Regions from separate parts of the Homo sapiens genome. Here region 2 is linked to region 1. Evidence: read pairs that join two places in POLR2A ChIA-PET (ENCODE). Cell type or tissue: MCF 10A. All regions are shown on one strand.

Evidence for each region. ChIA-PET counts read pairs that join two places held together with the same protein. Peaks named below come from ENCODE experiments on the same cell type or tissue, not always from the same donor. Only the 100,000 strongest peaks of a DNase experiment are listed, where the experiment ranks them.
Region 2: POLR2A ChIA-PET joins it to region 1 with 13 read pairs; 4 of 35 experiments call an interaction of 5 or more read pairs at or near these places.

What each region holds. Positions count from the first base shown.
Region 1 is chr6:56,638,518-56,646,517 of GRCh38, reverse strand. DST (dystonin) reads left to right here. Exons shown (of 104, transcript NM_001374736.1): 14 at 336-431; 15 at 525-652; 16 at 4,015-4,108; 17 at 4,417-4,571; 18 at 5,913-6,375; 19 at 6,461-6,589; 20 at 6,745-6,822; 21 at 6,907-7,068; 22 at 7,155-7,259. Among named protein-coding and RNA genes, the nearest start is that of DST-AS1, 200 kb to the left of the region's middle. In MCF 10A, no CTCF peak of the experiment used is centred here; DNase peaks (open chromatin) are centred at 3,457 and 5,947.
Region 2 is chr6:56,709,701-56,717,700 of GRCh38, reverse strand. All of the region lies in intron 5 of DST (dystonin), which reads left to right. Among named protein-coding and RNA genes, the nearest start is that of DST-AS1, 130 kb to the left of the region's middle. RefSeq lists enhancers at 200-740, 1,943-2,504, 2,505-3,065, 3,231-3,280. In MCF 10A, CTCF peaks have their summits at 6,300 and 6,502 (motif pointing left); DNase peaks (open chromatin) are centred at 2,480 and 4,150.

The sequences.
Region 1 (8,000 bases):
TTGGGAAGTGCATCTTTTAAAGGGTATGTTTTCTTGTTTGGAGGATGAGAGATTTTTAGTAGAGCACTAGTAAACACTGAATGGTTTATTATTATCCAGATCCCCCTGTGGCACTAAATCATGGCTCACATCAATAATTACACCCTCATCAAATTTTAGATAACCCACGTCACCAGCTGGCTGGAAATTGGTATTGTCTTTGAGTGTCGGTTTAACAAAGGAATTCCACTGACTGCATATGATACAGTACATAACACTTGAAGTGGTGGCTTAGTGAGATCATGAAAACAGATCTTTTAAGTTTGGTCCTTAATTTCTTGTCCTTTTTATTTTAGGCACTTTATAATCAGTATTTACAGTTTAAAGAAACAGAAATTCCACCAAAGGAGACAGAAAAATCAAAAATTAAACGTCTATATAAATTATTAGAGGTAAGCTCAAATTTGCTTTGTATTGTCAAGCATAGTCTTTGTTTTGTTTTGTTTTCATTTTTGCTTCACATTAAAGTTTTTTGTTTTCTCAAGATTTGGATAGAATTTGGACGCATCAAGCTCCTTCAAGGTTATCATCCAAATGACATAGAAAAAGAGTGGGGGAAACTCATTATTGCCATGCTAGAGAGAGAGAAGGCCCTTCGTCCAGAAGTAGAAAGGTAGGCCAGAGGTGTTTTCTGCCATGAATATCAAGTGGGGAGGGGGCCTTTGTGTTCTTGTGAAAGAACTTAAGTTAAACCTCTGTTTACTTGGCCTTGGATAAGTCTCTTAATCCTTTTGATCCTCCATTTTCTTACCTAGAAACTCTTCTAAGAGATTTTAAGGAGGCAATCAGTGAAGTAATGTATATAAATGACCGGCTAGGCTGGATTGGTATGTGAAGTCTCATCTAATAAGGCTTTACAGTTTTAAAACCAGTCAAAATTACTTGTAATTTCTCATATTGACCTTAAGTCACCAGGGCCTGGATCTAAAAGCTTATAGGACAACAGCTGATTTTATTTCTTATTACATTTTTTTGCTATAGTTCTCTTTCCAAGGGGCATTGGAAACCAAAATCTAGCTTGCCTTCATTTAAAGGGTGTTGGATGGCGTCTAGAACACACTCAGTAAATGTTAGTTCAGGTTCCCTTTCTGCCACGCTTCTACAAGTGGATTTACTCCATGAAATCATCACTAGTTCTCTGTCATTTTGTCTCTCACTACATCCAGTTGCCCAGGAAGGTACCATTTAGTCTTCAGGAAATGCTTGTTGGATGAATTTGTCTCCCTTACAGTCTTAACCTGGTACCTGGGAATTGTGATCTGTGTTCCTCATTAGCCATGAAGTCTATAGGACCTAGACCTTGCAGGGTGTATTAGTCCATTCTCACGCTGCTAATAAAGACATATCTGAGACTGGGTAATTTATAAAGGAAAGAGGTTTAATTGACTCACAGTTACATATGACTGGAGAGGCCTCACAATCATGGTGGAAGGCGAATGAGGAGCAAAGTCACATCTTACATGTCAGCAGGCAAGAGCTTGTGCAGGGGAACTCCCATTTACAAAACCGTCAGATCTCTTGAGACTTATTCATTACCATGAGAACAGTATGGGGGAAATCGCCCCCGTGATTCAGTTATCTCCACCTGGCCCCACACTTGACACATGAGGATTATTACAATTCAAGATGAGATTTGGGTGGGGACACAGGCAAACCATATTACAGGGTAAGGCCTGTGTGGCCAGACACACCTCTCCAGCCCCCTTGCTCTCTGCACAGTAGCCACACTGGCTGCCTTACACCTAAACATTCTCAGATCTCAGCTCCAACATTATTTTCTCGAGAAACTTTCCATGGTTCCCTAGGCTAGTTCAGATATCTTGCTTAGAACTCTCATGTTTCCATGTATTGTTCCTTCATAGTGCTTATCTTGGTTGTATTTTTATATTTATTTCGGTGATTGCTTAAGTCTTGCCTATTCCACAGATATGAGCTCCAAGAATGTGGAGAGAAACCCTTGTTTTTTTTCTGTCCCTTGCGTTGCCAGTGCTTTACACAGCGCCTGACACAACATTAGAGGTGCTCAGTATTGTCATGTTCTCTGTGCCTTACACATTGACTTCAGGATTCAACGTTGTGAAATAATGCATAAAATAAATATATGAGAGCATGTCTAACCTGTCAGTCCTTTATTAAATTACTGATTACATTTATGTTAAAGTATAATAATATGTGTACATAACTGGATTATTAAAACCAAAACAAGCCATAAATATACAGGATGCAGCTTTTACGGAAAAGGTAATTTGAGTGATTGAAATGAGATACTATGTTAATCATTTGAAATAATGGAAAAGTATTCCAGAGGATACAGAGTAGATTTTTAGTCATCAGAACAGTAGCTGAATTTTAAGATATGTTCATAAAAGAAAGCAGAGAGTGGTTGAGAGTTCAGGGCCTAGAAGCCACTCAATTTTAAATTAGATTATTAGCTCAGCCTGCAAAGTTGTATGATGTTAGACAAGTTCTTTAACCGTCTAAGCCTCAGTTTCTTCATTTGTAAACAGGATGTAATAGTGCCTACTACATTGGGTGGTTATGAGTATGAGATGAGTTATGTATCTAAAATGATTAATTTCTTGCACATAATAATTACTTAATAAATGCCAGGTGCCACTGTTATTGTTTTGAGCTATTCTGTTCACTCACTATATTTGATGTGGCACTCTCACACTTGATCTTAGCCAAAAGGCCAAGAAGCAATTGGTGTGGCACTCTCAAATTTCCCCTTTCTTGACCCCTGAAAAGAAAAATATCTATTCTTAGAGTGGAGAAGTAACAGTATTATTGGAGGTAGGAAAATATTTAGGAGGCTGGTTGGATAAATGCCTTCATGTTTCTTCATGCGAATTTTTTGGCATTGTCTATGTATTGCGAGTAATAGCTATGTGGCATGGAAGTGTATGAAAAACAAATGGGAAAGAGCCAGTGTTCTTATGCCATGTAATATCCTATAGAATGGAAAAACAAGCACAGACAAATTAAATTTGTAAGCATTGCATCAGTATTCTACTTGGCACTTTATAGTAGGTTTAGAAGTAACATTACTGGGAGCGTGTCATATAAAGAAAGGTAAATGGATACTTTTTCCATTAATTTAACCTAATAAACAAATGACATGGTGGTTAAAATGGAAGCGTACTTTGCTTCTCATCAAATTCATTTGTTTATAGGTACTTCATAATTTCTAGCTGTTTGCCTTCCTTACATTATTCAGCACAGACCTGGTCTTTTGCAGAAGTCAGACTATGATTGGATATTTGTGTTCTTTTAGCTAATGATTGGTATTGCCAGAATAATCTTTACTAGTTGTCCTGGACATCTGTGAGGCATCTGAGTTGTTTTTTAGGTGGTTGCAATTGGATGACTCTTAGTGCAAATATTTGGCATATCCTTTCCAGTGACGCCCAATCTGCCTGCTTTGTTCATACTTGTAGGGTTTTAATACAAGCTACAAAAGGCAAACCTCAGCTAGCAAACGAATGGCTTTAGGCTAGATTCTTTTGAATAGTTATCAGCATATTATTTGCTGTGTGTTGCATATGCATGTTGAAGCATATTTAAGGAGCCACTAAAAGCTGTAATATTCAGCTGCCACTTTTCACCGTTAGAAGTAGAGCTTTTTCCAGACCTCCTACCTTTTAGTCTACTTTGAAAGGTGAAAGAAAGAACATCGTTTCAGGAATAAAAATGCACAGTAGTAGTTATAGTTACCGTAGCAGTGATTCTGTGTTTAGTAACACTACCAGCACTCGAACCAGTCTTGATTCAAATGAAAATCTTCTCTTGGTTCATTGTGGTCCAACACTGATCAACTCTTGCATTAGCTTCGGCAGTGAATCCTTTGATGGACACAGGTATTGAATCATTGGTGTGGGATTGTGTTTTACTTTTTGATGGGCAGCACTTTTCAGGAATGGTGAGCTCTTTGACTTCAAAGGGAGAAGCTTTATTTTATTTTGTCTCATCTTTTAGGTTAGAAATGTTGCAACAGATTGCCAACAGAGTTCAGAGGGACAGTGTCATCTGTGAAGACAAACTGATTCTTGCTGGAAATGCTCTTCAGTCTGTAAGTTAATTTTAGGAGCCATTGGGGTTGTGGTAGAGGAGTCACTGTGCGTTTGGATGAACTAAAACTTTTACATAATGTTTGGTTGATTCTTCGTAATACTCTCCACTGAAACTTAAAGTTTGTTAAAGATTATGATTGGTGTTTGCTCTCTTGAGAGACAAGAAGAGGGAAAACATATTTTTGAACCAACAAGGAAAACTAAAGAAAGCCCAAGTAGGCTTCTGTTCCAATATTTGATGTTTTATATTTCAGGTTGTTTTGAAACTTGTTTCACAGAATTAATACTGAGTTCTTTTAAAATACAGGATTCTAAAAGATTAGAATCAGGAGTGCAGTTTCAGAATGAAGCAGAAATTGCTGGGTATATACTTGAATGTGAGAACCTTTTACGCCAGCATGTAATTGATGTACAGATTCTTATTGATGGAAAATACTACCAGGCAGATCAATTGGTACAGAGGTAAGAGTGCTACTTATTCTTTCTCTGTCCTTTTTTTGTGTAACTGTTTCATGGGCATTTGAAATAGGAATGTAGAGTATGAAAATTTTATGAAATATATTTCTTTGCTGTTTTTTAGTTGAAAATGTGTGTCACATTTTTATATATTTTGGTGTTTAAGTAGGTACTTGTCTTTTAAAGATTAGCAATAGAAAAAATATTTTATGGTGCGTATAATACTGCTGCAGTAACTAACTCGTTAAAATGAATACCCTAGATATAGATGTAAGTTACATGCATACATTTACATACATTTAAAGTATTCATGGGATGTTTGAAAGAGAAAAAAATCTAAGAAAAGTGTCTGTTTTTTGTTCTTTGAGATGCAGTTTTGCTCTCTCACCCAGGCTGGAGTGCAGTGGTGTGATCTCGGCTCACTGCAGCCTCTGCCTCCTGGGTTCAGGCGATTCTCATGTCTCAGCCTCCCTAGTAGCTGGGATTACAGGCACCCGCCACCACACCTGGCTAATTTTTTGTATTTTTAGTGGAGGCAGGGTTTTGCCATGTTTGCCAGGCTGGTCTTGTACTCCTGACCTTAAGTGATCCACCTGCCTCAGCCTCCCAAAATGCTGTGATTATAGGCATGAGCCACCATGCCTGGCCAAAAAGTGTCATTTTTAATTCAGCTTTTTAGTTTTCTGTTTATCCTATTATGAAAATGTTCATAACAAAATCTTGAAAGAAAATACGTGTATAAAAACCTTTATCACTGAGAAGTGTGTGTATGGGGGTAAGTATGGAATATTTCAGGCTATAACCTCTCTCTCTCTCTCTCTCTCTCTCTCTCTCTCTGTGCATAAATATGTAAATGCAAAAATTTTAAATGATCCTTTGACTCAGTAATTTCACCTTTAGGAATCTATAGTAATTCTAAATATGAAAAATATATACATAAATGTAAAAATGATCATATTATGCTATAGTAATTGTATTCATTATAAATCATAGTTATAAAGACAAATAAGATTGAAAGTCCTCATAGTACAATGCTCATTGAAAAAAATCATGATGCAAAATTTTAGCAATGTGATTTCAATTGCCTCCTCATTTTGCTTGTTTGTATTTTTGAGCCGTTTAGGCATACTGAAAAATTGAGTGAAAAATACAGAGTTCCCATATGCTCCCTTATACCTCCCTCTTCCCCTGTTATTTACATCTTGCATTAGTGTGGCACATTTGCTAAAACTGATAAGCCAACATTGATACATCATTATTAACTAAAACCTATAATTAACATTAGAGTTCACTCTTTGTTACAAGTGCCTTTATATTTCACCTTATCCCTTTGGATTTTCTTTTCAGGGTTGCAAAACTGCGTGACGAAATTATGGCCTTAAGGAACGAATGTTCTTCTGTGTACAGCAAAGGACGCATACTGACAACAGAACAGACAAAGCTCATGATATCAGGAATCACTCAAAGTTTAAACTCAGGATTTGCACAGACCTTACACCCTAGTCTGACCTCAGGGCTGACCCAGAGTTTAACACCTTCCCTAACCTCTTCTAGTATGACTTCTGGCCTGTCATCAGGGATGACTTCCCGCCTGACTCCATCTGTCACTCCAGCTTATACACCTGGTTTCCCATCAGGATTAGTTCCAAATTTCAGTTCAGGAGTAGAGCCAAATTCATTGCAAACTTTGAAGTTGATGCAGATCCGAAAACCCCTTCTAAAGTCTTCTTTGCTGGATCAAAATTTAACAGAAGAAGAAATCAATATGAAATTTGTTCAGGATCTTTTGAATTGGGTTGATGAGATGCAGGTAAAAAAATGTTTACTTTACCTGAGTGTTTCAGTCTTTATTGTTATCAATTTCTTTTTTAAACTTAGTATTTTACTGTCTGAAGGTACAACTGGACCGCACTGAGTGGGGCTCAGATTTGCCAAGTGTTGAAAGCCATTTAGAAAATCATAAAAATGTTCATAGAGCTATTGAAGAATTTGAATCTAGTCTCAAAGAAGCTAAAATCAGTGAGGTATGTGAATTTAAAATTTGTATATATTTCATTTTAGTTTACTCTTGTTTTGCTTTTTACATGAAGACCCTGTAAATCAATAATAGATACATTAAGTGTGAGTCAGAATTCCTTCAGATTCCTGACTGGAGTGTCTTTTTAATCTCATGTTATAGATTCAAATGACAGCACCTCTTAAACTGACTTATGCAGAAAAGTTGCACAGATTAGAGAGTCAGTATGCAAAACTCTTGGTAAGTTTTTTTTTTTAAACCTTCTGTTTCCCTTATCTATATTTGGCAAAAACATGATTCTTATGATGATTTTCCTTACTAAAGAATACATCCAGGAATCAAGAACGGCACCTTGATACACTCCATAATTTTGTAAGTCGTGCGACTAATGAACTTATTTGGTTGAATGAAAAAGAAGAGGAGGAAGTTGCTTATGACTGGAGTGAGAGAAACACCAACATAGCTAGGAAAAAAGATTATCATGCTGTAAGTACACCCTTTGTACTTGCATACTAGGGTTGCATTTTAGGTTTATATATTTTTCTAACACACTTCTTAATTATTTCTTGAAGGAATTAATGAGAGAACTTGATCAAAAGGAAGAAAATATTAAATCAGTTCAGGAGATAGCAGAGCAGCTACTTCTAGAAAATCATCCAGCCCGGTTAACTATTGAGGTAAAGCTGGAAAGTGTAATGGTGTTGGTTGAATATTGATATGATTATTTCCCTTCAGATTCTTTTATTGCTGAGAAGTTGAAAATTACAAGCCATCTAACTTTTATTAAAACCTGGCTCAGAAATGTTTCTGACAAATTGTACTGATTGCCTTCAGTTCTCTGGCTCTAAGTATGTCACCCATCACTTAGAATAAAAGTACCCTTGTCAGCCTCTGTGGCTGAGAAGATGTATTGCTGTAAATATGAAGTACCTTCTCTGTGTAAGCATTGCCATATTATTTATTTCTGATTGTGTAACATTGCACAAGTGACATAGTATTGCCAAGCCTCATTTTCCTACCAAGAATGGGAGAGATTACCTCTAATCCATAGAGTTGTGATGAGAATAAGAAGGAAATAATTTACTCTTACTGCTTAGTATAGTTTTTGGTACATTATTTGTTCTCAAAAAAATACCAGCTGTTATGATTCAATTTAATACTTTTATTTATGCTCTGGTTTTGTGAGGTGTATTGGGACAGCATCCTGACAAGGCTTTATAATGTGCAGTGAACATTTCAAATTCAGAAGTGGAAAATTGAGATGGGATTTATCAGGTTGCCTATGCAGTTGGGACAATGTTTTAAATTGTATATTAGACAGAGTTAGTGACTTTCTGAATGGAGAATAGGGGGATTATGTAAGAAAGTAGGGATTGTCACACATGGGCAGTCAGATGTGATATTTTGCCAGAGGAAAA
Region 2 (8,000 bases), 71 kb before region 1:
CCAAAATAGTAATTGGTGGGTTCAGGTGGAGCCAGCAGTTGTCAGATATGCAAAAAACCTGAAAAGACATCTCAAAAGGCCATATTAGCTTCTGCAATAGTGATGCTATCTGCAGGAGTAATTGGGGAAGCTGCATATCTTACGACCTCTGGAATAATGATGGGTAACCATTTATGTCTGTACCTTAGCAGAATTTAGACTCCTCTCATCCCTTAGTCTGGTGGTCTCTCATTAGCTTTACAAAGGCAGTTAGTTGAATTTGGGGGAATGGCTATTATCATTTAAACCAGGGGTTTCCAACCCCTGGGCCACAGACCAGTTTCTGTCTGTGGCCTGTTACAGCAGGAGGTGAGTGGCCAGTGAACAAGCATTATCACCTGAGCTCCACCTCCTGTCAGATCAGCAGTGCCATTAGATTCTCATAAGAGTGTGAACCCTATTGTGAACTGTGCTTGCCAGGGATGTAGGTTGCATGCTTATTTATTTATTTATTTATTTATTTATTTATTTATTTATTTGAGACGGAGTCTCGCTCTGTTGCACAGGCTGGAGTGCAGTGGCACGATCTCGGCTCACTGCAAGCTCTGCCTACCGGGTTCACGCCATTCTTCTGCCTCAGCCTCCTGAGTAGCTGGGACTACAGGCGCCTGCTACCACGCCCAGCTAATTTTTTGTATTTTTTTAGTAGAGATGGGGTTTCACCGTGTTAGCCAGGATGGTCTGGATCTCCTGACCTCGTGATCCGCCCGCCTTGGCCTCCCAAGGTGCTGGGATTACAGGCGTGAGCCACCGCACCCGGTCGGTTGCATGCTTGTTATAAGAATCGAACACCTGATGATCTGAGGTGAAAGTTTCATCCTGAAACCATCCCCACCACCCTGACCCTGGTCTGTGGAAAAATTGTCTCCCATGAAACCAGTCCCTGGTGCCAAAAATGTAGTGGGCCACTGATTTAAATTATAAACTAAATGTCTCCCAATAATTAAGGGCAGTTTGAAGGCTGGACTGCCCAGTTTGGTGGGGTTGGTTAGATCTGATCTCTTTCACTACCATAATTTTCTTACTCAAGTAATTTTCACAAAGGCAGTTTCATGAGTAGCTGGGATTACAGTTGTGAGCCATCCCCCCGGTTCTCTTTGCCTATTTTTAGATTGGGTTTAAATGCTCGTATTGTTAAGTTTTTAAAAAATAATGTATGCTTTTGGTATCATACATAAGAAATCTTTGCCTGACCCAAGGTCATAAAGATTTACTGCCATGATTTTATCTAACAATTGTGTAGCTTTAGCTGTTACATCTAAGTCTATGATTCATTTTGTGGAAAAGGTTCAAGCAAATGATTTTGCGTAAGGATATTCAGTTTCCCAGCATCATTTGTTGAAAAGGCTATCCTTTCTCCACTGAATTGCCTTTGTTCTTTTGTCAAACACCAGTTGTCCATAAATGTACAGGTCTATTTCTGGACTCTCTGTTCTGTTCCATTGATCTATATATCTATTTTTATTGAAAGTGTTTTGTTTTACGATTCATTATTCAGTCTTGAAATTTGATTTATCTAGACACTTTCCAGCCAGTCATTTACCAGACTAATTTAGATGGATAAGAGTTTTAGGGGTGGAGGGCAAGCTTCCTTTTTGCCCTCTTTGAAGATTTGCTGAAATGCTGACAACAGACAGATTCATAGGAGAAAAAGGCATACAGATTTATTTACGAATGCGTAGACTTGGAAGTCCTTCAAATATGAGACTCAAAGAAGGGCCAGATGGTTAGGGCTTATGTACCCTCTTCACAGGGGAGAGGGAAGGGGGGCGTATAGGAAATTTTAGAGGGGCAATAAATGATTTTCAGGGGAAATGAATGAGCTTAAAGAACAATGGCCTGGGTACAAAGTTCCTCTGAGCTCTGGGGAAGCTGCTGGGAAGGTGAGGGGCAGAACTTCATTTGTCTTATTATTCAGATAAAGTCTTTTAGGTAATCTCTCTGAGCTGCCCTGAGAAGAATAGATGAAAAGTCTGTCTGGGCATGGTGATGACTTTTAATCTCTTCTCTTTTCTGTGGTTAATCTTTCCTGGCTATTTGATGTAACTGCTAGAGAGAGGTCTTAAGGCAATTGCATTTCTTTTGGACAGAAATTTCCCTAGTCAGCTAAGGAAATTCTAGAGATCCTCCCTCTTTGCGCTTGGTGAGGAGTGGGAGAGAAACAAGAGAAGGTTAGAAAGTTAGGCAACTTCTAAAGACTTCCAATTTCTTCTCTTCAAAGTGCTCAGCATGCCAAAGCACCATACTTTGGAGGTGTCATTCTGTGCTCCTTAATAGGGGAAATACTTAGGAGGCTTGGCATGCAGAAGTGGACATTTCTCTTCAATGTGTTAGTCATTCAGAAGCAATTTACTTAACTCCAACTGTGTGGCAGAACATGATGCCAGGCACTAACTCCGATAGATGCCATGATGGGCCTTGGGGCAAACACAAATCCCCTGCTAGGAAGTCATTTGATGGGATTTGTGAATCCATTTCCTGAGTTTCTGTTTTTTTCCCTGTGATCCGGCAGGCATTCAAGAGCCCACAGCTGAGTGCATGGCTAAGGTCAAATGCAAAGTGTAGGTGACTAATCTTTTGTTTATTCAACAAAAGTTCTTTGAATATCTACTATATGAAAGGCACTGTGTCAGACATTAAGCATTTGCAGTGAGGACCAAAGACAGGGCCCTTTCTTCTTAAGGAAATTATTAATACATTTATGTATATTGTCTACATAAAACTATAAGTAAAATGATGATTGGTGTACTGGTATAATCCAAAGAATATGGGAGTGCAGAAGAAGGAAACCATCACTGCCTGGATGACGTTAGAATTTGACCTAGTAGGAAAAGTAAGATTTCAGTAACTAGAGGAGGAGTTATCAATAGAGAAATATCACAGCAGAGGTTTTAGAATGTGACCTCAAATATTCAGGAGACATTTTGTTTCAAAATCTCTCTTAGCCATCAGGAATGGACATGAAGCTCTAGTTAGGGCACTGGGACCTGAGCATCTTCCAGTAAACCCATAGCTGTTATGTGGTTCACTTTCAGAAGTGTGGCCCCTGATTTGCTAGGTGTTACCTGGCTCTAGCCTGCTCTTGGTGAAACTTGTCACTTTAAAAGGGAGTGTGCTCAGACAGGGGCTGGAGAGAAAATAACTTCCACTTAGATTTCAGCTTTAGTAAGAGACATCAGTGCAGTACCTCTTCTGTGACACTGGGCTTTTACAACTGGGAAAACTAGTTTTTAAGCATCTGTGGTCCGGAGATCTCTGTTGAGTAGACTAGAATCTGAAAGTTTGGCAGACTTATGATGTCATTTAGGAAGTGATCACTTTGAAACTTTTAATCCTCCTACAGAAAGTATATTTCTGTTGCAGAGATTAATTTAACAGGAGTGTATATAGCATCTGTCAAATTTTTAATTAAGTAATTAAAAGAATAAACCTGTATTTATAATTCCATTCCAAACATATCAGTTCCCCAGATATGATTTTGGGTGGTTTTATTTTAGAAAAATATGAATCGTGGTACTGGGGACATGGAGTGTCATCTGGATTTAAGGAAACATTCTTTGACAGGGAAGAGGTGTTAAGCATCAGAACGGATTGTAGCAGTGGCAGTGGTATCTCATCATCTGGGGGTGTCTTTAAAAATAGTTTTAGTGTTCCTCTCCTTTTGTCAGTTGTCTTGATCATAATCCTGGGTTATTTCAAAGGTTTAATGAAGAGGATGCAACCAGTTGCTCTCAGTTGTTTATTTTCAAGGACCCAAGGAAATGAGCTTATGTTTAAAGAGGAGTGAATTAGTTTGCATATAAAGTATCTGAAAGTATCAGAGTATCGTCAAAGCCTTAAAACTATAAAATATGCTATGAAGAGACCCCTAGATTTTCCAGTCCTTGAGACTTGAAAAAAAGAGATGAAGCAACCACTTGTGTCATGCCTATCCTAATCTCTCACCTTAGGAAATAATGCTCTGAAAGGGACACCGGGAAGTGCCCATGATGGCATGACCAGAAGGTGTCTGCACTCCTGGCTGGCTGCACCTTTCCTGGAGCTGTATCTACCAGTGGATTCTGTTACTTGCCCAGCACTAACCCCGCTCTATGAGGACCTTGCTTCCTCTCGAGTCTGCAGCCTGACTCATATTGTAACCATTCCAGCAAGTGGCTCACTGTTCGGTTAAGGATAGAGCCATGTAAGACATTATCCAGGAAGTAGATGAAGTTAATTTTTGAGGTTCAGGTAGTTCTTTGATTGTGTGTGTGTGTGTGTTGAGATTATAGGTCAGGCATTGACAACCTATAGCTCATTTGACAAAAGCCCCAAAAGAGATGATTCAGCTCAGAAGTATTCAGGGTAGTTGCCACAACCAGCACTTTAATCAGAATTGCAAAGTAGTTGAAATTTTTATTTGTCACATCCTTATATTCCTTTTCTGATGCTTCTCTTCCCACTCACCAGCTGCCCAGGGTCTTCAGACTGCCTTTTACCTGGAATCATACCATGCCCTGCACTGCAGTGCTACTCCCCTACATGTTATTCCATCTTATCACCAACCATGATTAAGATTTCTTTAAAACCAATGATAGGTAGGTATAAAGAGAAAGTCAGTCTGGTAAAGTGACCTTGTGTTAGAAGCACATGACTTGAGAGGTTGCTGTATCTGTCCCAGGAGCTCTCTTTTTTTGTTGTTGTTTCAAAGACAGAATGCTTTTACTTGAATACATCTCTAAATTTATAATGATCAATTTGAATCTGATTTATGAATTTGGTATAACGTTACAAGAGAGTCATTAGCTGGGAGGATTTGATGAGGAAATACACATTTTTTGAACTAGTGTGAATTTTGATCATGATATAAATTTAAATAAAACTAATTTAAAATTATTTAAAATAACCTTTGCATGATTTTTATTTTAAAGTATTTACAATTCTGTTTTAAAAGCTTTTCAGTAAAAGCTGGAATTTAAAAATATAGTGGAATCTCTTTAAAACAGTGGTGGTAAAGAATAAGACTGTAATGGTGTCATTATAGACTACCTGTGTCAAGCAGACTTTGTTACACCTAGTTATATTTTTTAAGTCATGGCACACAGATGAACTATGTCTAATTAGCTATTAGTATTATAATAGCATTCTACTTCGTTGTCATTATTTGTCTTTATATTACAACCACACATTTTCACTTATTTCCATCAAAATTTTGTTTCCTTGATTAGGTTTTCTCCTTAGACACGTTAAGTGATAATGACCCTTGCTTTCCCAGCTTTTTCTTTCTTTTGCCCAAATTATGAGAAAGTAGGAGGAGTAGGAAAAAGGTGAGCATAGTAAGGATATGGATTGGTTTCTCCTCTTTTCCTTATGCTGGTGTTAAAAATTGCTCTTGACATAGTAGTACTTACCATGATTTTTTTAAGGTGAAAAAGAGTTTAAAGAAAGATTTATATAAGTAATGAGCTAGGAGGATATTTGAAAAACCTGTAAAAGGTAATGCCCATATTCTCCTGCCAAACAGACAGAATACTGGAAAGAAGCATCCTTAGTCTTATCTAAAATACCTCCTCCTATTTTTTTTTTTTTTTTGAGACGGAGTCTCGCTCTGTCGCCCAGGCTGGAGTGCAGTGGCGGGATCTCGGCTCACTGCAAGCTCCGCCTCCCGGGTTCACGCCATTCTCCTGCCTCAGCCTCCCGAGTAGCTGGGACTACAGGCGCCCGCCACTACGCCCGGCTAATTTTTTGTATTTTTAGTAGAGACGGGGTTTCACCGTTTTAGCCGGGATGGTCTCGATCTCCTGACCTCGTGATCCGCCCGCCTCGGCCTCCCAAAGTGCTGGGATTACAGGCGTGAGCCACCGCGCCCGGCCACCTCCTCCTATTTTTAAAAGATTGCACAATAATATTTATTAGCTGTTCTTCTCTCTCTCATATGTGGAATGGGTAATGCTGATGCCTTTACAAGCCGACGCTCGTTTGTTAGACATTGTAGTGTGGAGTTTGTCAAGAATACATCTTTAATAATCTGTCCAAGGAACTGGACAGATACCAAAAAAGATATACTATGCAGAGTATATTGATTTCTGAATTTATTTCTCCCTTTCAGTTACATTACATTATAATTACCCCACACCAAGATCTGTACAGCTATGCAAGAGATGAAAAATCTACAGGTTCAGGGGAAAATGTGAGCAAAAATAGATTTTTTATCTGTTTTCTTGATAATAAAAGGGAAGATAGGAAAGATAGAGACCTAAACTCAAACCAAACCAGAACCAACCAACCCTAACCTCAGACTGTTACAGAAAAGTTACCTATTTAAAAATATTTAAAAATTGAAATAGCCTTTTAAAAAGGTTACTGCAACCATGGCGAAACTGTATAGAAGAGAATAAAAAATACCTAGGTGAAACAGTGACTAAAATACCCCAAATCTTAAAGTGTTTATCTGTAATATATTAATAAATGTTTTTATTTTATTTAACTACCTAGTTCCACCTTGTGGTGAAAGACTAGGAAAGGCCATTCAGTTTTTGCATTTTAATTGATTATAGATTGTCTACCCAAAAGCTAAAAAGAGAAGCCTTCTTTGTGAAGGAGTGAATCAGGTCCAAAGAAGTAGACACATTATTTGTACCACCTAGTACCAATGTGGATTAAAAAAAAAACTCTCTATTATTTTATCCATTAATACCTTAAGATGTGTAACTAATACCTTTATTTCATAGTTTAAAAATAACCTAAAGGAGATGAATTCTATGTGGCCTTAATGTTGACTTAACGTAGTACCTTAAAAAACCATAACCGCCTTTTTATCATGCCAAATAAGGATATTTCCCTGTTTGACTTAACTGCACCAATTTCGAATTTATAATAATTTAGGTAGAATATGAATTGTAGTTTTATTCTTTCACAACTCCTGAAGAAGTAGTACTGAAATAAATTTGTAATGAAAAAACAACTTTAGATAAGGCAGCTACCTAAGATAATACAATGTTTTTGAGCATTTTTTGTGTGTATTTTAAAAGCATTAATTTTCTTATCAATAATTAATATGTTAATATATTGATATTTATGTTACCTCTATTTTTTCAAGTAGGCTGTCTAAGGAACTCTCCCAGGAGAACCTGACAGCTAATTTTTTATGAACGTACTTGTTTGATGTAAAAAAATTGCATTGAAAAATATTTTAATTTATAATTTTCACTAAAGCAAACTATCCTTCTTCTCGTCACCCAGTTAGTATAAGCCAGTGAGGCGATCTCATTTGGGACAAGCCTTCTTTTATTATTTATGTTTCTTTCTAAAGATAGCTGATTGTTTTCCAGAATACTGTATCCTTTAGATATAGAACTTCTTTAAGAGCGGACTGTGAACCCTTTATGTGGCTGATGTTTTGCTCCCTACTGCAGAGCTCACTAGGATGCCTGCATTTTACCCAAGGTTCATTAATGGAATGACTCTTCCAGTTTCCTTTTTTTCCTGAGGGACCTTTCCTCTATTATTGTGTACAGATTGGGCTCTTGATTTTACCTGTGATTGATTTGTTTTTGCTTAAGATAATAGTTTACAGGGAAGCTTTTATATTGGTCAGAGATATTATGGCCTCATTCTGTTTAAAATTCGTAGTTTTCTTTGTGTAGGAAAAGTTCAAGCTTCTTAACCTGGGATATAAAGCCTCTATGTCCACCGGCGCATCGTTCCAGCCTCATCTTCCACCTCATGCTTCATTGACTTCACCACTGCTTTCCTTCCTTGCAACTCATATGTAGTTTTGTGTGTCCTTGCCTTTTTCCTTTGTTCTTGCTCCTCCCTCCACCTGCAACATTCCCATCTTCTTTGCTGGGAAGACCTCAGACTGGGTTAAGCTCCTCATAGCTTCCTGAGTGTTCTCTGAATGCATTTATTTTATACTGCAATTTCTTGCCTAAATTTCTTTCATTTCAGATTACAGGCTTCAAGAGGTGGCACTCTTATTA